2 separate regions of the Homo sapiens genome follow, and region 1 is linked to region 2. A link is a loop called in an ENCODE intact Hi-C map of the cell type or tissue named here. Cell type or tissue: mammary epithelial cell. All regions are shown on one strand. Links, peaks and the distances in the headings refer to the core of each region. The heading gives the core; the rest is flanking DNA.

Region 1 (10,963 bases), core at 1,328-9,327, 84 kb before region 2:
TAAAACACCAAAAGCAATGGCAACAAAAGCCAAAACTGACAAATGGGATCTAATTAAACTAAAGAGCTTCTGCACAGTAAAAGAAACTACCATCAGAGTGAACAGGCAACCTACAGAATGGGAGAAAATTTTTGCAACCTACTCATCTGACAAAGGGCTAATATCCAGAATCTACAAAGAACTCAAACAAATTTACAAGAAAAAAAAACCCATCAACAAGTGGACAAAGGATATGAACAGACACTTCTCAAAAGAAGACATTTATGCAGCCAACAGACACATGAAAAATCGCTCGTCATCACTGGCCATCAGAGAAATGCAAATCAAAACCACAATGAGATACCATCTCACACTAATTAGAATGGTGATCATTAAAAAATCAGGAAACAACAGATGCTGGAGAGGATGTGGAGAAATATGAACACTTTTACACCGTTGGTGGGAGTGTAAATTAGTTAAACCATTGTGGAAGACAGTGTGGTGATTCCCCAAGGATCTAGAACTAGAAGTGCCATTTGACCTAGCAATCCCATTACTGGGTATATACCCAAAGGATTAGAAATCATGCTGCTATAAAGACACATGCACATGTATGTTTATTGTGGCACTATTCACAATAGCAAAGACTTGGACCCAAGCCAAATGTCCATCAATGATAGACTGGATTAAGAAAATGTGGCACATATACACCATGGAATACTATGCAGCCATAAAAAAGGATGAGTTCATGTCCTTTTTAGGGACATGGATGAAGCTGGAACCCATCATTCTCAGCAAACTATCACAAGGACAGAAAACCAAACACTGAATGTTATCACTCATAGGTGGGAATTGAACAATGAGAACTCTTGGACCCAGGAAGGGGAACATCACACAGCAGGGCCTGTTATGGGGTGGGGGGCTGGGGGAGGGATAGCATTAGGAGAAATACCTAATGTAAATGATGAGTTGATGGGTGCAGCACACCAACATGGCACATGTATACCTATGTATCAAACCTGCACTTTGTGCTTATGTACCCTAGAACTTAAAGTATAAAAAGAAAGAGTTGAACACTTATGTCCACACAAAAACGTGTACATAGATGTTTATACCTGCTTTATTCATAATTGGCAAAAGCCAGAAGCAACCAAGATGTCCTTTAGTAGGTGAATAGTTTAAAAAAAAAAAGGCTGTGGTACATTCATCAAATGAAACATGATTCAGAGCTAGAAAGAAATGAGTTATCAAGCTATGAGAAGACGGAGAAAGTTTAAATGCATATTATTAAGTGAAAGAAGCCAATCTGAAAAGGCTACATATGGCAGTTGGTATGGTTTGGATTTGGGTCTCCGCCCAAATCTCATGTTGAATTGTAATCCCCAATGTTGGAGAAGGGGCCTGGTTGGAGGTGAATGGATCATGGGGTGAAGTTTCCCCTTGCTGTTTTCGTGATAGTGAGTGAGGTCTCATGAGATCTGGTTGTTTAAAAGCATGTAGCACAAACCCCTTCTCTCTTCCTCCTTCTCCGCGCCTGCTTTTCCTTCATGTTCTTCCATGACTGTAAGTTTCTCAAGGCCTCCACAGCCATGCTTCCTGTACAGCCTGCAGAACTCTGAGTCAATTAAACCTCTTTTCTTTATAAATTACCCAGTCCCAGGTAGTTCTCTATAGCAATGTGAGAACAGACTAATACAGTAGTATTTTGACCATGTGGCATTCTGGAAAAGGCAAAACTGTGGAGCCAGTAAAAAGATGAGTGGTTGCCAGAGGTTGGGGGCCAGTAAGAGAGGGAGGAATAGGCAGAACACAGAGAAGTTTTAAAGCAGTGAAACTACTCTGTACGATACTACAAAGGTGGATACATAATAATTGTACATAACTCATAAAGTGTACAACACCAAGAGTGAACCCTAATGTAAACTCTGGACTTTGGGTGATAATGATGTATCAATGTAGGTTCATCATTTATGACACATGTACTACCGTGGTGGGAGATGATGATAATGGGGAAGGCTATACATTTATGGAGAGAGTAGGTATATGGGAAATCTCTCTATACCCTCTACTCAATTTGCTGTGAACCTAAAACTGCTTGAAAAATTTGTTTTTAAAAATTAAGAATTTTATTCTCAAAAGATGCCTTTAAGAGTATGAGAAGGAGGCACTCAGTGGGAGGAAAATATCTGTAGTACAAGCATGTAACCAAGGACATGGTGCCAGAATATCTAAACGATTCTACATATCAACAAGAAGAAGACATCTTAATCAAAATGGATATGCAAGTGGCAAATAAGTATGTGAAGTGTTCAACATCAGGAATCTCTAGAGAAATATACATTAAAACCACAATGAGATGCCACTGTGCACTCACTTCACTAGAATGGCTAAAATTACAAAACTGACAATGCTCTCATACACTTGTAGTAGAAGTGTAAATTGGTACAACTATTTTGGAAAACTAGTTAGCAGTATCTACTAAAGCTGAACATAAGCACACTCTGTGATCTAGCAATTCTACTCCTATAGAAATGGGCCAACAGAATGTATGACTATTCCAAGACAAATGCATAGAGAAGGATTCATCATTGTTGTCATCAAGGGGATGCTTCCGGGTAATCAAGATGCCACTTAAATTGCAGAAAGTGCAGGTAATTCTGAAAGGGGCTCAGTTCTGTTGGGTATTTGACCACAAGGAGTCATCAGCTCCTCATGGATTCCTCTACCCGAGGACAAAGCCAAGGGAGGTGTAGACCCAGCAGACTCCTTGGCTCTCACAGGAATCTCATCTGCCTCTTTCTATGCCTCTCCCCTTCCTCAGGAGCTGCAGTTGCCAACTCAGGGGCCTTACAACAGGATTGAGAGGTCCTCACAAGCCTCTTGACATCCCCAAGCACCTCCTGCATCCTCTGAAACCCAAGGCTCTCGAAGAGACCTTGTTATAGCCTCGGGATAGTGGCAGGAATGCATGGGGGAGTGGACCACATTGCTTTTTATCTACTCAGGGTTAGTGGGCTCAGGGAACCCTCAGTTCAGACAAAGCTAAAGGTACCCAAAACCTGCCTCCTACCACCACCAGGAAAAGAATAGCTAGAGCTAACCGTTAGACCTCACAGTTGTTCCCTTTCATTGTTCACAGAAGTTCTATTATTTAGGTACCATCATTATTCCTGTTTTATGGCCATGATCCTGAGGCTCAGAAAGTGTAGTTAACTTTCCTGATGTCATCCAGCCAGGAAGTAGTAGGGCTGAACCCATACACTCATATCCTCTTTCCTTATATTCTCTTTCTAGAGCCAGATTTCTTAACCACATCACTTCTGTTAGGTGCCTGGCAATGGCTATCTTCGACTTGTGATGTCATTCTTGACCTCCAAGGGAGGTTAATGAGTAAGCCTGACTGGGTATGTTCATTTCCTTGGGTTGCCGAAGTCCCACAAACTGGGTGGCTTGCAACAACAGAAATTGTTCTGTTCTGGAGGCTGGAAGTCTGAGCTCCATGCCCACCTCTTTATAGCTTCTGGCAGCAATCCTTGGAGCTCCTTGGCTTGTAGATGCAGCTCTCCAGTCTCTGCGTCCATTGTCACATGATGTTCTCCCTCAAGTGGCGGTGTCTCTGTGTCTCTTCATATAAGGACACCAGTGGTATTCAATTAAGGGTCTGTCCTACTCCAGTATGACCTCCTATTAGGTTAACTTATTATTTCCACAATGACCCTGTTTCCAAATAAGGTCACATTCTGTGGTACTGGGCATTAGATCTTTAACATATTTTTTAAAGGAAGAGGGGGACATGATTCAAACCATAACACTGCACTAGGGTTCTTTTGATTTCTTTAACCTAAAGCCTTAGTTTTAACTGGACAGGTAAGTACCTTGCCCAGTCACAGATGTAATACATGGTAGAAATAGGTGTTGACTGTATAGCCACGGTTCACTCTTCTCCACCAGGCCTCTGCCAGAGAAACTAGTGCAAATGCCAGCAGCAAGTGAGGGTGGGAATCTTATTAGAAATTTAAGATAATAATGCTGTATATATACACATGCCTATGTCTATATATGAACTTACAGATTATAGAACACTTATTATAAGGATTTAGAGATTATAGAGCACTTTTCTACCCAGAGCAAAAAGAAAAGGAGAAAAAGCGTTGTGGCTGTAATGACTTTCAAAGTCAAAGGCTACATTTTGAAAGAAATGTAGGAAGTAGCAAAAGCACAGAGGCAAAAAAAAAAAAAAAAAAAAAATCCTAGGGGAATGTATTGTGCTATTTATCTGGTCAAAGAAAAACAGCTCTTTGCTGGCAAAACCTCGCTTTTATGGAGCCATGTGCTTCTTCCAGAGCTAGGGGCGGACTGGGTTTGCTGAAATGAGTCCTTCTTCAGAAGGCTTTCTTCCCGTGAGGTCTTTCATTCTTGTGGGGTTTTATTCTGCTGGTTCTCACGTTCATTATCAGTAAATGCAGGGCTTCCAGTATTATGCAAAAGTTTACCCCCAGGCTCAACTGTGTTACTAGGACACCCAAGATTCCAAAAAGAACATGTAATTGTTCCTGGCACAAGGGTAGCATGAATGTCTGTCTCTGGGTTGCATGATATCTGCTTTGCCTTCAGGCTTTCGATTGTCAGCATTCCATAGGCAGGCAGGTAGTGATGGGAGTGTGCTAATTAGATCAGGTGCTTGATCTTGAAGTCTGCCCCAGCAATGACTAGGTTGTCGGCATCGGAACTTTTGAGCACTACCTGTCTTTCTCCCAGTCTGCCCAGAATGTAATTATCTTGTCAGCCAAGAAGCTGGAGCACACAGCTGAGCGAGTGCTCGGCAGCAGTAACAGAGTGATAAGGGAAGACAAATGGATCCACCGTGCATGACTGTTCTGAGACAAACAAATGCACAGAGAGGCACTGGAGAATGGAGACTTAGAGAACAAAGAGGCTACATTGAGTATTTTGTTCCTAAGGATACTTCAGATCTTCTCTTAATAAGATTACCTTGCCTTTGGAGAGGAATTGCAGACCTTTGCTGACTAATTCAAGTCCCAAAGCTTTAGAAAGCTCTTTTAAAATAGGAAGTGATGTGGGGTTCAGTAGCAGCCTATGTGCTTTGCAGGCCAAACGGCAGGTAATAAAACTTTGAAGGATGACTAGTAGGAAGAAAATGAAGGGGACGAGAAAATAGCAAGTAGGTGTATGTGCAAGGACTGCAAAAGAGGCTTCAGCTCTTGATATTCGAAGTGTGATTTGTGGACTGACAGCAGCAACATCATCTGGAAACTTGTTAGAAATGCAGATTCTTGGCTGGGCACGGTGGCTCATGCCTGTAATCCCAGCACTTTGGGAGGCTGAGGGGGGTGGATCATGAAGTCAGGAGATCGAGGCCATCCTGGCCAATATGGTGAAACCCCGTCTCTAATAAAAATACAAAAATTAACTGGGTGTGGTGGTGTGCGCCTGTAGTCCCCACTACTCAGGAGGCTGAGGCAGGAGACTCGCTTGAAGCCAGGAGGCAGAGATTGCAGTGAGCTGAGATCGCACCACTACACTCCAGCCTGGGCAATAGAGTGAGACTCCATCTCAAAAAAAAAAAAAAAGAAATGCAGACTCTCAGGCCCCAGCCCAGACCTCTTGAATGACAGTCTGCATTTTAAGAGGTCCCTGTCCCCCAGGTTGATTGGATACACCAGTTAAAAAAGAAAATAAAAAGAAAAAAACCACTGGTGTCTGGGTCTCAGCCCCAGAGATACTAACTCAATTGGATCAGGGTGTAGCCTACACATTGGGTTTGTTAGTAAAGCTCCCTACCTGATTCTAATGAGCACCTAAGTTTGAGAACTGCTGGTGTAGAACAGTCTATCAGAGGGCTTGTAGTGATTTGGAAAATAAAGGCATTAGGTTTTTAAATCTATATACCCACAGTTTATCCAGGGTTTTCAGCCTGTCATATACCTGTGACATCTATACCCAGCAACAAAAGTATTTTTGGATGCCTGCTACCCATAGAATAGCACCCTGCTTACTTCCCACTGCCTTCAAGATTGAAGGGTCTGGTTTCTGCCTACCTCTCCCGCTCCATCTCCTTCTACCCCTACTCACTCCAGGCCAACTGGCCTTTTTTCCTTTTCTCAAGCACACTGGGAACTGAGTCCTTTGCTGCCTCAGGGCCTTTGCACACGCCTTTGCCTCTTGAAAACTCCTCAGCCTTCAGCTCGCTTCCTCATTATCACTTCTGGAAAGGCACCTTCCATGAAAATTCTATCCAAGGAAAGTCTCACTTTCTCCCCCTTAATTATGGTCCATGGCTGCACACTATTCTTTTCCATTTCTTCGATAACACTATTAAAAGTTGTAATTGGTTGTTTTTTCATTAATTGTTTCTCGTCTATTTCCCCCTACTAGATTACAAGTCCATGAGGACAAAACAGTGTCTTTTTTTATTCTCCTCTATACTCCTAGGGCCTAGTCCAGTGCTTGACACACGGAAAACACATAAATATTTGTAGAATGAATGAACGAAGGCAGGGATTGGCTATGTCCCACGGGCCATATTTGGCCTGTTGCTTGTTTTTGTAAATAACTATGCTCATTTATTTATGTATTGTCCATGGCCGCTTTCATGCTACAATGAGAGTTGAATAATCATGACAGAAACCATGTGGCCACAATGCCTAACTTACTATTTGACCCTTTGTAGATAGGCGGCCAGATAAAATACAGAATGCTCAGATAAATTGGAAAGCAGAGAAACAATGAAAAATTTTTAGTGTACATGTGGTCCAAATATTGCATGGGACATATTTATACTAATAATTATTTGTTGCTTACTTGACATTCGAATTTAACTGGATCTCCTGGATTTTTATGTGCTGAATCTGAAAACTCTATAGAAAAAAGTGTGCCAACCCTTGAATTTATAAATAATTACCTCAACTGTTCAAGCTCAACAAATAATGATTCCAAAATTTTCTGTTTATTTTCTGAAGATTCAATAATGCCAAGACAACAAAATGTTAAACTATGTTATCATTAATACTAGTCCCTTGGTAGGATATTTGGGGCTTTTCTGGATAATCAGACATAAAATGAAAATAGAAAATACTCTTAAACTCTTCTTATGTCCCGGGGGTTGTCAGTTTCACTTGTCCTTTTGTGCCTTGATGCCATATGTGATTATTTCAAAGGCTATGACACGTGGAAAATGCTTGGTTGCTGTTAGACTCCTGCATAGTGATACAAGCTGGGTGAGCTCCCTTCAAACTTACAGTCCGGGCCAGCCTCACAGACACCACATAGAGTGGCCAACTGCAACCATAGGAAAGGCTTTAGGGGATACATGGGTAACTGAATTATGCAGGAGTGCCCTTGTGCTGTGAGACCCAGAGAAAGCGGAGAAGGGTAATTACACAGCTTTGAGCAGTTAGCAGCTCAGAGAGGAGTTTTGTTCACAGATGTCAAAGTCTTCACCAAAGGGGCAATTTCAGGCATAAGAAAATGAATACTGGAAATAATTTGTTGGTCCTATTAATATAAAAAAGTAACTAAGTATTATGTGAATATGTAAAAGTAACCCAGGAGGTAAAAATGCAGTACTTGCTCAGGTTTTGGGCTGCTGGTGGGAAAGGACAAGTTTGCTTTTATTTTAAAGTAGACACCTATAAGTATGGCAACTATAGGCTCAGAATTTTGTAGGATGATCTTGATTTCATATAGTTACTCTCATCAATAAAAATTTTGATGTATAACTACATGCAATTTAATTTGTATGCCTTTATAAGATTATACATGTATAAACATTCAAAAAGTTTGAACATACTTAATTGTACGATTAAGGCATGACGTCGACTCACTGCAACCTCCGCCTCCCAGGTTCAAGAGATTCTCCTGCCTCAGCCTCCCAAGTAGCTGGGACTACAGGCACATGCCACCACACTTGGCTGATTTTTGTATTTTTAGTAGAGACGGGATTTCACCATGTTGGCCAGGCTGTTCTCGAACTCCTGACCTCGAGTGAACCACCCACCTCTGCCTTCCAAAGTGCTGGGATCACAGGCATGAACCACCATGCCCGGCCAGAAAAACTTATTCTAAAATGTCAACAATGTTAGCTATGTCTGAGTGGTGAGTTTATGAGTGATCTTTGTTTTCTTCTTTGGGTTTTCTGTATTCCTCCTCACTTTTCTTTTTGCAAATAGTATATATTAGTTTTATAATCAGAAAAAGAGTAACTTAAAGTTTCATTTTGTTTTGGTCATACTTCCACACTACATTACTGGTGGGAGAGTAACTGATACAACTACTTCGGAAAGCAACTTGGACAAACTCAGTAAAATTATAGATGCCATTCCCCTGTGACCCAAGGATTTCACTTCTCAATAGAGCATATGTGTGCAAAGATGTGCATGGCTGCAACACTTGTAATGCTGCACAACTGGAAGTGATCTGATGCCCTCACTTGCAGAATGAACACATTGCCAGTAATACTGTGAATGGAGCGTGCATAGCAGTGGGGTGGAGTAAACTATAGCTATACGTATCTCCATGGACAAGCCTCAAAAGCAGAGCATTGAGCTTAACAAAGTTTTAATACCTGGCAGATGAACCAATAGATAAATTCTCTATAAATGGCAGAGTGCTTCAAGTGCTTAATGCCACAGAACTAACACTTAAAAATGGCTAAAATGTAAAGTTTATGTTATATGTATCTTACCATAATAAGAAAATATAATAAAAAACCCCAAATATATAACATTGAGTCAAAAAGCAAATGGTAAAAATAATGTGTACAGCATGAAATTAAGCTTATAAGCCAAAACTACATAATTAGTTATGGATGTACATATATGTGTACATATATATATGTATATATATACACACACACATATTTTTAATAGCACAAAAAACAAATGTGAGAATGACAAACACTAAGTTCAGGATACTGGTTACCTCTGTAGAAGGACAGGGGAACTAGACCAGAGTTGGGCAGTTACACAGCATGCAACTAGATCTGGGTTGTTTCATTTGTTTAAAAAATCCAAAGCAAATATGGTGGCAAAATGTTAAAATGTGAGAAAACTGGCAATAAGTATGTGGGTGTTTATTTATTATTATTATTTTTTGAGATGGAGTTTCACTCTTGTTGCCCAGGCTAGAGTGCAATGGTGCGATCTCGGCTCACTGCAACCTCCGCCTCCCAGGTTCAAGCGATTCTCCTGCCTCAGCCTCCCGAGTAGCTGGGATTACAGGTGCATGCCACCACAACCTGCTAATTTTTTGTATTTTTAGTAGAGACAGGGTTTCGCCATGTTGGCTAGGCTGCTCTTGAACTCCTGACCTCAGGTGATCCACCCACCTCGGCCCCCAAAGTGCTGGGATTACAGGCGTGAGCCACTGCACCCGGCCGAGTGTTTATTATATTACGCCATTTTTCCATATGCTTGAACTATATGCTCATCATAAACCTATAGTCTTGGTCAGACCACGTGCCCCCAATTTCTCACTTTGATTGGAACCATAGATTGTGATTACCATAGACAGTAGCTGTTTTAGATGTGCTGACCCAATGCATAGTGTTCCCTAGCTGTGTGGCCTGTTCTTACCACCCAGAGCTTAAACAACCCACGGGGCAGAATCCAAGTGTCTGTCTTTTTTCAAGTCTATGCATCTTTAAATTGCTCTGTTCATCCAAATTAACAGCAATAGGGAAGAACCCTAGATGAAGTATTTCCTGATCTTAAAGCACTGTGCAATTTACAGGGAATTCATCTATTGGTTTAGCTGTCAGGCAGCTCTGCTCTACCCTTGAATTCTATGCTTTTTAAAGCTGGTTGCTTGACCAGGAGCAGTGCCTCACACCTGTAATTCCAGCATTTTGGGAAGTCGAGGTGGGTGGATCATTTGAGATCAGGAGTTCGAGACCAGTCTGGCCAACATGGTGAAACCCCGTCTCTACTAAAAACATGCAAATTAGCTGGGCATGGTGGCACACGCCTGTAATCCCAGCTACTCAGGAGGCTGAGGCTGGAGAATCTCTTGAATCCAGGAGGCGAAGGTTGCAGTGAGCTGAGATTGTGCCACTGCACTTTAGCCTGGGCAACAGAGGGAGACTTTGTCTCAAAAAAAAAAAAAAAGGTGATTATTTTAAAATCTGTGTCTGGTGGTCTAGTGGTCTGCTTTTTCACTATAGCAGGTTCAATTGTGAGTTATCTCAGTGATTCAATTGTGAGTTATCTCAGTGATTGAGACTGTAGATTCAGATTATCTGAGTTCAAATCTTGGCTCTTACATGCAATTTGCATAAGAAGGAGTTTAAATGATAAAATGAGTGCAAAATCCTGAACCTCCAGGGTGCCACCTAATAAGCTCTTGACAAACGTTCCCTATTACACTATTATTATCATAGTCATAGTTGCATATCATCACCAGCCCTCACCCCTATAAAGTGAAGGGCTTGGTCCAACACCATGATATTGTTAGCATCAAAAGCAGTTTTATGATTGCCGATTAATTTGCTGCTCCTTATAGGAAAGATAGTGAATAGAAAAGAGTAAAAACATTGACAGACATGAAAACTCTGACCCCTCAGCTGGAGTCTCTTTCCAGAACACAACTCTAAAATGCCCTCATTCTGTTTTTATAGGCAAAATATTAGTTTACAAGTCTGCTGATGCTCTCTGAGACTTCTTAAGGCAGGCACTACGTCTTATTCTTCTCTATAGTCACAAACTTTGGCATAGTTCACAGGAGGTACTCATGATATGTTTGAGAAATGAAGGAATGAATGACTATGCAGTCTATAGCGTCTTAGTTTCAATGATATGCTAGATATCCTGTGCGTTGTAAATCTGTAAATCTCAAAGCATTTAGATCTCGCATTATTGAAATCCCATTTTAGGCTGGGCACAGTGGCTCACACCTGTAATCCCAGCACTTTGGGAGGCCAAGGTGGGCAGTTCACATGAGGCCAGGAGTTTGAGATCAGTTTGGCTAA
Region 2 (10,963 bases), core at 1,082-9,081:
CCCATCAGAAATGGCGCCCTACGCACTCTCTATTTTCCAACCCTGCTGTATTTTGCTTTATAGCACCTATTGCTACATGATGTTGTAGTATATCTTTGTTTATTTGTTTACTGCTTCTCTCTACACCAGAATTATAAGTTCTGTGAGAATGAGAGCTTTGTCCATTTTGTCACTGTTCTATCCCCAAGCATTTAGTATAATGCCTGGTGCATAGCAGGTACTCACTAAACATTTATGAATAAATGAATGAATGAAGAGTGGAAGCAGGGGGCTGTCAAGGCTCTCTACAGTCTTGTCTGAGGAAGACTGTCCAGTCCTAACTCATGGCTGTCCCTGCTCCCTCCCCATATGCCTTAACCAAATTCACTCCTCATCTGTCACCAACCACTGCCAGTATTGTCTCACTTCTGCTCAAGGGATTCCTAATACTTGAATGCCCTTCCTGTCACCTACCTCTGCCTGACATAACATGCCTCTTTCAAGACTCAGTTAAAAAAAAATCCTTTTTGGAATTTTTCCCCAGTCCTCTGCCTGAAGCATTTTTCCCTTCCTGGAGCCTAGAGCTCTTTATTCTCTGGTCTTTCCCTAGAGTCCTGCATTCAGTCCACCTGGCTCCACTTGTGAGTACACTGGAACCCTGGGTGTGCAGGGTATTCTGTTTCCAGGACAGTGCTGCGGTGTCATGTGTGCTCAATAAGAGTTGAATTCAGAGCTAGGAGGAAGAAAGGATTGAATGGTAGCTGACACCACACTCCTTGACCTCCTTACTTTCACTCTTTTGCTTGTACTGAGCTACAGTCTGATTTACCTTTGGGTGTCGTCAACTCACAGCAATGTAGCTTTTGTCCTTCCCACGCAAGTTCTGCCAAGTTCTTCCCAGCTTGGCTCTTCCTTGCGCTTTTGTTGTTGGACATGCCCCACAGCACCAAGAGGTCCTTTTTTGTGTCCCTACCTTTAATGCTCACACACTTTCCTGACCAAGCCAGAAAGTCTCATTGACTTGTATCCAAACTATTTATTACTAGCACTTCCCAAAGTGTATCCTGGTGGCACCAATTCTGGGAATGGGTCTGTGAAGGGAAAGGCTTCTTCCTGAAGTGGATTCAGGATATTGAATATTCTGTGAAGTTCTGCAGTAAAAATACCTGTTGAGCATCATCAAGCCAAAGAATCACATATTTCTTTAACTACTGAACCATTTTTCCCCTGTGGAGTACTTCCTAATACTCTGAAAAATTACAATTTTGCAGAACAGAATTGTACTATATTTTCCTAGATGACGTAGGTGTGCAAGAATATTTGTGAAATAAATCGGGGACTAACCTGCTGATAGCACCACAATTCATGCATATATAGAGAGATAGAATAATAGTCAATAGCATAAAACATAGTATAGCAGCAGACAGCATTAGTAGATGCTCCTTACAAAGCTGGCACTGCTCTGGAATTCACTCAATTCAGGAAGACACAGATTGGTTAATAGCCCTGCTAAATTCACACAGCTATTAAGTAGCAGATGATGGCCTCAAACTCAGGGGTCTATCTTTCAGGGGCTTGCCTTAGTCACCCCACTCTGGTAATGCATACCCCACAGATTTCTCTATAACTGAGATTTATATGGAACTTTTCTAAGAGCAGGAAACTAATACTTATTTTGTACCCACTCATTTAAAGTTCTCAGTAACCTTGTGAAGCAGGAATTCAAATCTATATCTCAAGTCTTCCAGTTACAGGCTTACTTCCACGTTGCTTTTCCATTTGTGAAAAGGCTCAGAAGTGCTACTGGGACCCATTAGTGCTCTCTGATCACTTGTTAGGGTTTCCTTATGGCGGCGGCTCATTTGCAGCAATTCCTTTGAGAAGCCTGGAGGAAGGGCTGAGGGAAAGGCCTCTCCCAGGGACTGCTTGTAAGCACAGAAAACATATCTGGAAAGAAAAGGCGGCATTAAGCCAAGGGCACACATACATCAAAGTAGCTTTTCTTTCCTTTCACTAACAAGTCTGAGAGGCCAGGAATAAAAGACTAAAAGGGTCTGTCAGCCAATACAGGTGAGAATTGTCGATTATCAGACTCCATGGGAAAGAGAGGAGGGCTTGATGACTGGAACATCTGCTGCCCTCCGAGAAAGGGGCCCACCTAACACCGAGTTGAATCTTTCTCGAAGCTGCAATGTGCATCCTCCTCCACCCCAAACTACACAAAAAGGCATCATAATGGAAGCGTAAGACGAAGGCAAAATGAATGCCTTTTCTCTCCCTCTCTCAGAAGGATAATGGTGGCACAGTCCAGGCTGATCAAGTTAAGGCTGAGAGGAGAGTATGTCTGGGTCTTTATCTTCAGCAGGAACCCATTGGAGGATGGTGGATTGTGAGAGTGTCCTGGGACATGACCCTCCCAGATGTGGCATCCCCCAGAGGAGCCCTTGAAAGGGAAGCAAAACAGGGTCAGCTGGCCTGCTGGTCACCATGCTGGGCTTCACTCTGGGCTGATGCATCACTAAGGGAAATCCATGGGGATTAGGTCTCCTTTGGAGAGAGATCTGAGCCTGCAGATGCCTCTTAGTGAAACTGGGCTCAGTCCAGAGCAGTCTTGCTGGGCTTGAAGGTACTGTGGCAGACGGTGAAGCAGCCAGGGCTCTGAAGTCAGCGGGTTGGTGTGAACTGCTGTTCTACTACCTTCTAACGTGCTCTCTTTGAGCCTCGGGCTTTCCCACTGTACAATTTATATATTAATAATAATTCACTGAGTGGTTTTAAAGAGTAAATGAAATATATGTGTATAGACTCCGTAAACTGAAGTGCTGTAAAATGTAAGCTGTTATAATTATGAGACCATTTTTACCTATCTCAGATCACCTAGGTGGCCACTGGAATCAGGACTTTAGCAGAATCATTTTTTTGGTCACACATTCAAATGTTGGCTGTAAAACTTGCCTCCCTTTCATTAAGCTAATACTTACTAATATTGATTAGATGGTAGGTACTATTGGAGCCATAGAGGATATAGAGAGAAGACCTGGCTCTTGGTCTTGAGTAGCTCATAGTCTTATAAGGACAACAGCCCTGTAAACAGATATTACACCTGACTTACACAAATTCAGCCCAAATCTGTGTGTGGGTGGGTGGGGAAATGGTGAGGCAGATGAGGGAGAGAATGAGACTGTGACGGACTTTGCAATAGGATCTGCTCAGGGCTACCACGAATGTAAAGCTATAATGTGCACCTGGGGGAAGGTGGTCACTGGGAAGTTGGAGAAAGTTTTGCAGGGTTAGAACCACCTTGGTGACAGATCATGGGACAAGCTGCCAAAGACAGCAACTCCCTGAAATAGAGGAAACTGCAAAGGCACGATCCTGCAGCTTCAAGGAGGAAATCCAAATGGTTCCAGGACCACCCAGAATGCTTATGCCTTGCAAAACTCTAGGGGGTGATATTTCAACTATACTCATCATAGATTAGCATATTGCTTAAGACTATTTTATGCAGATGGGAGTCAAGTGTCTTGAAGGAAGGTGACTTTTTTTCCATTCACAAATGATGCTATATGGGCTTACCAAGTTCTTCCCAAACCTTGAGCTGCTCACACAGGCAGTGGCACCCAATTTGAACCTTGCATTCTCTTCATGCTACTTCCCCTTTGGGTGAGAAGGAAAGGGATGGTCATGTTCTTGCACAGGAAGAAAGCGATGGTGACAGCCTTCCTAGGGCCAGTGGGGCCTATACCACCTAGCTTATAAGAAAGGCTAACTAACAAACCTCTACCTTCTCTTTGAATCATCTGGTTAGTCTTGTTTTCACACTGTTTTTCTCTTATTTCTTTTCAACTGAGACTTACAAACATCAGGACAACATTTTCCCTTTAAAAGCCAATTTAAAAGGTGCCATGGTTAGAGTAAAGGCTGGAGAGTAAAGGCTCCTTCTTGCTCCCCCACCAGCCACTCTTCCAGGTTAAAATGCTTAAGGTGTGATGACTGGCCCAAGGCCAGGCCTTTCCTGAAGCTTTCAGACTGATGAGAACCCTCTTGGACTTCCTGGAAAGGAAGTAAGGTCATGGTGAGTTCATTCCATCACATTAGGAAGGGGAATTATTGGGTACTTGCGGGGAAGAAAGCTTTCTCAAGCATAAGGTTGCCTAGAGTGAGAAAAACCATCCTGATCGTTTCTCTCCCTCCATGCTTTGTTTCTTTTTGGCACCATGAAGCCTGGGTGCCCTGGATGCCTGGGCAAATGTGTTTTATTCCTCTTGGCTCCATGCCCATCCAAGCTGTCCCTGCCCCAGGCCAAGGCAGCTGGAGGTGACTCATTGTCTGAGTCTAGTTCCTGTAGATTCTGGGCTGATTTCGTTTCTTTAGGAAACTTCCAGCACTGCCCTAGACTTGCCTTAAATCAAACCACTCTTTGAGATCAGGGACTGCTGCTTTCTACCATTACTCCTAACACTTAGCACAATGTGGGGCATGTGGTAGGCACTCAGAAAATCTGTTGAATCAATAGAATTAATGGTGTATTTTACATGGATTTGTGTCTGTCATGTCAGGTTTCTCCAGACGAACAGAATCAATAAGATTAGATAGATACATAAAGATAGAGATAGAGAGATATTTACTCTAAGGGATTGGCTTACACGATTATGGGGGCTAGCAAATCCAAAATCTGCAGGGTGGGCTGGCAGCCTGGAAACTCAGGGAGAATTGGCTACTACAGTAGAGTCAGAATTCTTTCTTCTCTGGGAAACCTCACTTTTTGCTTTTAAGGCCTTCAATTGATTGAACTGTTGAATATAGCCCACTTGTTATCAAGAGTAATTTCCTTTACTTAAAGTCAACTAATTGTAAATAATAATGACATCTACAAAGTACCTTCACAGAAATACCTAGATTAGTGTTTGATTAAATAACAGGGTACTAGAACCTGGCTAAATCGACACGTAAAACTAACATCACATCGTTCGTCAAATGATGTTCATGGAAACAGCCACCACTACCATCACAACCATAGCAAAACAACAACAACAAAAAAACCACCACCAAACAAATAATGAAAGTCCAGAAAAACAGCTAACTTAACATCTGTACCCCAGTTCCAGCTAGGTGCTGCCAGCACCAAGATATTTAAAACACATTCACTGTCCTCAAGGAGATAACTCTTTAGTGAGGGAGACAGTCCAGTAAACAGATAATTACACATTGATGAAATAAATACTATAATCAAGATGTGAATAAAACTTGCTCACTGTTGTTTAGAGTTTGGTAACCTTGAAGCAGTCAGAATGACCTTGGTAACCCGAGAGAGGGTCTGATGTCAGCCAGGCTAATATTACAACCTAGCTGCTCTGGGGAGAGAGTTTAAAATACCATCTTTAAATAAATGGACTGTGAAACAGCCAAAGGGTCTTAATGCCAGCAAATGTCAAAACACCCAAGGCAATCTGGGTATTTGGGGAAAGACTTGTAAGGCTACCACTCTCCTTCTTGCTCCCTGCAGCTTTTCCTGAATTCCAATCAGACACACAGGGCCCTGTCTGAAATCGTCTGGACAAATCCCCCAAGACATTGATGCCTGGGAGGGCAGGTTAATGATGTGGCTCCGTCTGTTGCCTTACCTATGGTAAATGAGGCCCAGGGCTAAATTTGGCAATGTTTCTATTTCTGGAAGGATAGCCTTTCATCTTGTTTCCCTTCCCCCAGTAGTTGTGAGCAGACTGCAGGCATCTGTTGACTCCAACAGTTCTGATAGCTTTAATATGCTCATTTTCTTCTACTATCTTTCCAACAATATCTGTTGTCAAATTAAAGATTGGGCTGTACACATTTAGTTGCAGATGCATTGCTAATAGCATGATGTTGGTGGTGTTGGATTCCTCCCTTGTCTCCTGCATAGAAACATTAGGATCATGCAAACAAATACCAATGTCCCTGCGTTCTTGTGCCAGTCCCTGTGGTCAGATCCATTAATGAGACTCCAAAACTGGGCCTGCCGCTGACTCTTGTGGAAGCAGAGAAGTTGAGGACAGTAGAGAGTCTCATTGGTACAGAAAAAGCAGCAGGGATGGTAAGATGTCACATTAAGAGTCAGAATCTGGCTGGTCAAAAGAGTATTCAAAGACTGCAACCTGCTGCCCAGGAAGAGGGAAAGCCTCCAATCTCCTAGTGGCTCTCTCAGGATGGTGGGATTGGAAAGGGGCACAGAGGAGCCCTCATTGTTTACTTTATACACTTCTACATTGCTTAACTTTGGTACAACGAATATATATTACTTTGGTAATCTAAATATTAAAAACATTTTTAAAAAAAGATAATTGCTTACTTAACACAGTAACAACAATAACAGCAACAACACAAGAGGACCAACTGACCCTGACAGGGAAATACTCTGGACCCCACCAAGCATACACAACATGAGGGCAGATTAAAGGCAACTTTGATCTTCTGGTTCTTGCTGAGGATTTTAAATGCACTACCTATCCAGGACAGTCCATTCACAGCAATGTAGCCCACTTTCCCCGCCATCCCAAACCCAGGATCTTTGTGCTAGGAAGTCCCATAACCCCACCTAAATCTGATGGGTGGTAGGTGGCAATGGCCATCTGAGTGTTGATTTGCCAATCTAGATGGAGCTTAGGACTGACACGCAGTTTAATTATCATGTAGAGCTGCAGCTGGAGGTGGCTGGAGTGAGTTGACATCTGCTTTTGCAAAGCACAATTTCTGCAAAAAAAATAACCACCAGAACTCTTGATTCTCTCTAATTAATGAAGAGGAAGCCTAGAATCTTCAAAGTCCACGAATGTCATGCTGCCATTGTGTCAGGATTGATCTCCTTTGTTCTAGACCGAAGAGCATGCCTCTCCTGCCTCTCCTGCCTCTCCTAATTCTTTATAAATTGAATTTTTCGATTACTAGTTGTGACAGCTATGTAACGTGACTTCAGAAATTCACCCGCAGTTCATGCTAGTATTAGAAGCTTGAATAATAATAATTTTTAAAAAGAACCATAATGGAACAAGCTTTCTGTCTCTGACCCAGAATTAATCATAGTGAAGAGACACCTACTGAAAGGAGGGTCGTTAATTAGCTCTAATGGCTCTTGCTGGGTGGAGTCTGAATGATTAGGAAGTCTGCAGACAGAAGGAAGGAGGAGATGCTTCCCCTTCCCCGTCTGTTTCCATGTGATGCCAGGGTGAGGCATGATGGGATTTGCTTCCAGGGGACAGGGAGTTGTGATGGAGGCCAGAGCTGCGCTCAGCTCAGTAAGGGATGCATTAGCCTGGCAGACCAACAACTCCGAACATCCTCCAGGAAAATCAGGGGAAGCGGGTGGTTGTTTCCAATGCAAATGGCCTAACCCTGTGGTCTTATCTGAGCCTATAATGAAACCCAGCACACAGAAGCCAGAGTGGGATCCTATTAAGCCTTATGTCAGATCATTTCACTCAGCTTCAAACATTCCAGTGGACCCCATCTCTTTAAAAGAGAGCAGACATTGTTCATCAGCCTGGAAGGTCCTGCCTATCTGGCCACTGTTTCCCCTATGACCTCATTTCCTACTCTTCACCTCAACTCACTCTGCTCCTGGCACATTGGCTTCCTTGATATTCCATCAACACTCCAAGCATGCACCCATCTCAGGGCCTTTGCACTGGCAATTTTGTCTGTCTGTAGCACGGTTTTCCAGATTTTTACTTGCCTCACTTTTTTTCTTCTTTTAAGACTTTGTTTAAATATTACGTTCTTAATGAGGTGACAGTGACCACTCCATGTAAAATAGAAACCTCTCCCCCAGCACCGTCCTTCCTCTTTACCTTGCTATATTTTTCTCTTAACCACTTAACACACCTTATACTTTCCTTATTTATTATGTTTATTGTTAAATCTTTGCCTCCTCTATCTTCCACTAGAGCGTAAGCACCACAAAAACAGGGATTCTTGTCTGTTTTGTTCACTAATGTATCCTCAGCATCTAGAACTGTGCCAGTTCAAGAAATACTAGCAGAGTGGAAGAATCAGTCCTTACACTTTGGAGTGCTCGCTGGTCTGTGCGAAGACTGCATGTGCCCATCCACATGACTGCTCAAACATCTTATAAAGGCAGTTCCTTTTTTTTCCTCAAGTGCCTAGTGAGAGTATTATTGTTTCCTTTGATTGCCAAATGTTAATAATTAAAGCAAATAGGGTGATCAGAGTTAACTATTACTTGAGGTGTTTATTTCTTTTCCGGTGGCTTCTATTAGGAAAATCTTGTCTGAGACTGGGCAGGAATGGTGCTTTTATGGGAGGGGGGTGGTTTTTGTCCCCAGGGTGTATGTTGTTTTCTTTCAGTCTGCAGAGAACGGGAGGTCTTTAGAGACATTGTGCAGTGGAAATCATGGTGGTCAGAGGCCAGGGGGTTTCCTTGGTGTAACTCAACAGTGACTCCACTGAGGGGGAAGCATTCTTAGGCACCCAATGAAGAGGCAAATATGCTGAGGAAACAGGACCAGAGCCACAGGAGAGAGCTTTAGGGAGGGAGCTGCAGTAAAGCCTATAGCCCCTGTCATCTCTACAGATTGTTTCCAAACAGTAGGGCCATAGATCTCTGTATGAGATACTTTCTCATACAGAAGAAAGAATTGAAGAATGCCTATTGAGTCTTGCTTGTGTCTCTAACTTACTAAGGGTTTAATAAATCTGGCAGAGGTTGCAGTGTAGACAGATCAGGCCTTCCAACCTTCCACGTTCTACTTGACTTGTGCCTTACATCCAGTCCTTAGCTCAAAGGGCCTGACAAAATAGGAAAACATGTATGCATTCAGTTAACAAGTCCACTAATGCTGGGCTCAATGCTGAGTCATGATGCAAAGGTTCTATCCCTGGTGCTGCAGCTGCTGGTTGAGTTAACGTTGGCCATTCATCTCCCTGTCTCTGGTTTCTAATTCTATCTTCTTAAACTTTACAAAGTTTTTTTTTCTTCTTTTTTTTTTTTTGTGGCATTCATTCCTCTGAATAACTGTTTCTTTAAAACAAACAAACTTGCATTTTAGCTTCAAGGGTACATGTGCAGGTTTGTTATATAGATAAACTCATGTCACGGGGGTTTGCTGTACAGATTATTTATTTCATCACACAGGTACTAAGGCTAGTGACCAATAGTTATTTTTTCCGATCCTCTCCCTCCTTCCAACCTCCACCCAACTCTGTTTCTGAAAGAAGGAAAGAAAGAAAGAAAGAAAGAAAGAAAGAAAGAAAGAAAGAAAGAAAGAAAGAAAGAAAGGGCCCAGAGAGGACAAAGTATTTGTCTAAGGCCATACTGTTATTAAGAGGTAGAACCAAGACCTACACTAACTCTGCAAATCCAATTTCTGTCCACAGTGCCCTTGAGATCAGAATGATACTCACTCCATTTCCTCTAAAAGCTACAAATGAAACTCTTCTTATGAGTAAAAAGTACTAACCCAAATTGGATTATTACTATAGTGGTCTCGCAAATTTAGAGGATGTTCAGAGGTCAGAGATGAGAACCCTGGCTAAATCTTGTAGGGGTGAATGTACAAACGATCGTGTTTTTAAAATATTCTAAATTCAAATTCCAAGAATGACATTTAACGCATCCTTCCAAAGCCAAATTTGGCATAGTGCTCTGGTTCTAAATAGCAGCATTGACCTTCCCTCTTAGACTCATAACCTAAATTATTCTGAAGATTCTTCTTCCAGACTGCTCCCGACAACCCACCTGGAGCAGTCTCCAGGACATTCCTGCTGATTTACAACTGCAATCTTGCTAAAAGGAATGGAAAAGAGCCAGGATGAGTTTCTGCTAGACAGAATTACTGGCATGAAATACTAACATGGCTACAACTTGGCATATGAATGACTGACTGCACCAATGCCCCACCCCCCCTTTTTTTATTTCACTGAAATAGGTTATTTGTTGGAAAATTGAGGGAATCTTGTTCCTCAACCCCAGCCCCTAAAGAGTGAAGGAAAAAGGCTGCTGACTGTGCTACTTAGGGCATGCTTGAACATGGCTCCCAAAAGCCAGCCTTGAACCAGGAAGCCTTTTCTTGTTCAGTTTCCATGTCAGTGGTTTGTCTTTGATGAGCGTCTGTGACTGCTGTGTGCAGAGCCCTTCTGTTTTCTGCCTTTATAGAAGGAATAAAGACGACTAGGCAGGAGGCAAGCAGTAAGCTCCAGCTGTCCCTGGTTAAGACGCAATGATTAGCTGTAAATCGTCCATTTGGCTTAGGCAAAATATGGTCTAAATGAAAAAGGGAATGCCTTTCCCTTGTATTTATTCTCTTCCAGAACCTTGACTCAAGCTGTCAATTAGTCAATCAAATATTTATTGGCACTCCCCACTCCTGATTTTACACAAAGTGCAGGATGCCACAAGAAGTAAAACATTACAAGGTATTCAAGACTTAGCTTGGAAAATAGGGCAAGTATTCGTTCGTCAAGAGTGGAAAACTCCGATGACTATGGGGACCAGGTGGGCAACATGAATGAATGAATGAATCTGTTTCATAATAGCATTTTAAGGTGTATTATTTTCACACATTTTTCTTGTATATTTAATACACAGGAATATTCTTTTCTCTACAAAATCAGAGCCTTGTTGGTCTATCTGTAGTTTTCACATTCTGGTGAGAAAAAAATGTCCTCCTCAATTTTTCTATACGATAGGGTTAGTGCCAAGACAAATGGCAATCAAAACCTGGTTTCAGTGTTAAGAGACAATTGAAAGAGGACAAGAAAGTGATGGGGACTGTATCCAGTTAGAGAGCTTATGGGTTACTGGAAGGGAGCAGCTGCTTGTTAAGTGCCATTTGCTTTGTTGCTGAGTGAGCATGGGGGCCTAGAAATGTATCTTCAAATTCTTCTAAAACACTCTATTTCCCCAAGCTTGCCATGGGGTATGTTGCCATTTCTCTCCCTTAGACATCTTTAGGTTTGTCTTATCCTTCCATTTCTCTGAAGTGGATGGGAG

What was found. A loop is a pair of places that touch in the nucleus more often than their neighbours do. Peaks named below come from ENCODE experiments on the same cell type or tissue, not always from the same donor. Only the 100,000 strongest peaks of a DNase experiment are listed, where the experiment ranks them.
Region 1: it touches region 2 in a loop (4-fold over the local background); 1 of 110 quality-filtered maps calls a loop at or near these places.

What each region holds. Positions count from the first base shown.
Region 1 is chr2:160,153,544-160,164,506 of GRCh38, forward strand. The region is part of intron 7 of ITGB6 (integrin subunit beta 6); the gene reads right to left. Among named protein-coding and RNA genes, the nearest start is that of ITGB6, 41 kb to the right of the region's middle. In mammary epithelial cell, for the core only: no CTCF peak of the experiment used is centred there; DNase peaks (open chromatin) are centred at 3,338 and 4,548; H3K27ac peaks cover 2,181 bases.
Region 2 is chr2:160,237,737-160,248,699 of GRCh38, forward strand. No RefSeq gene overlaps it. Among named protein-coding and RNA genes, the nearest start is that of LINC02478, 29 kb to the right of the region's middle. In mammary epithelial cell, for the core only: no CTCF peak of the experiment used is centred there; DNase peaks (open chromatin) are centred at 3,675 and 4,265; H3K27ac peaks cover 1,989 bases.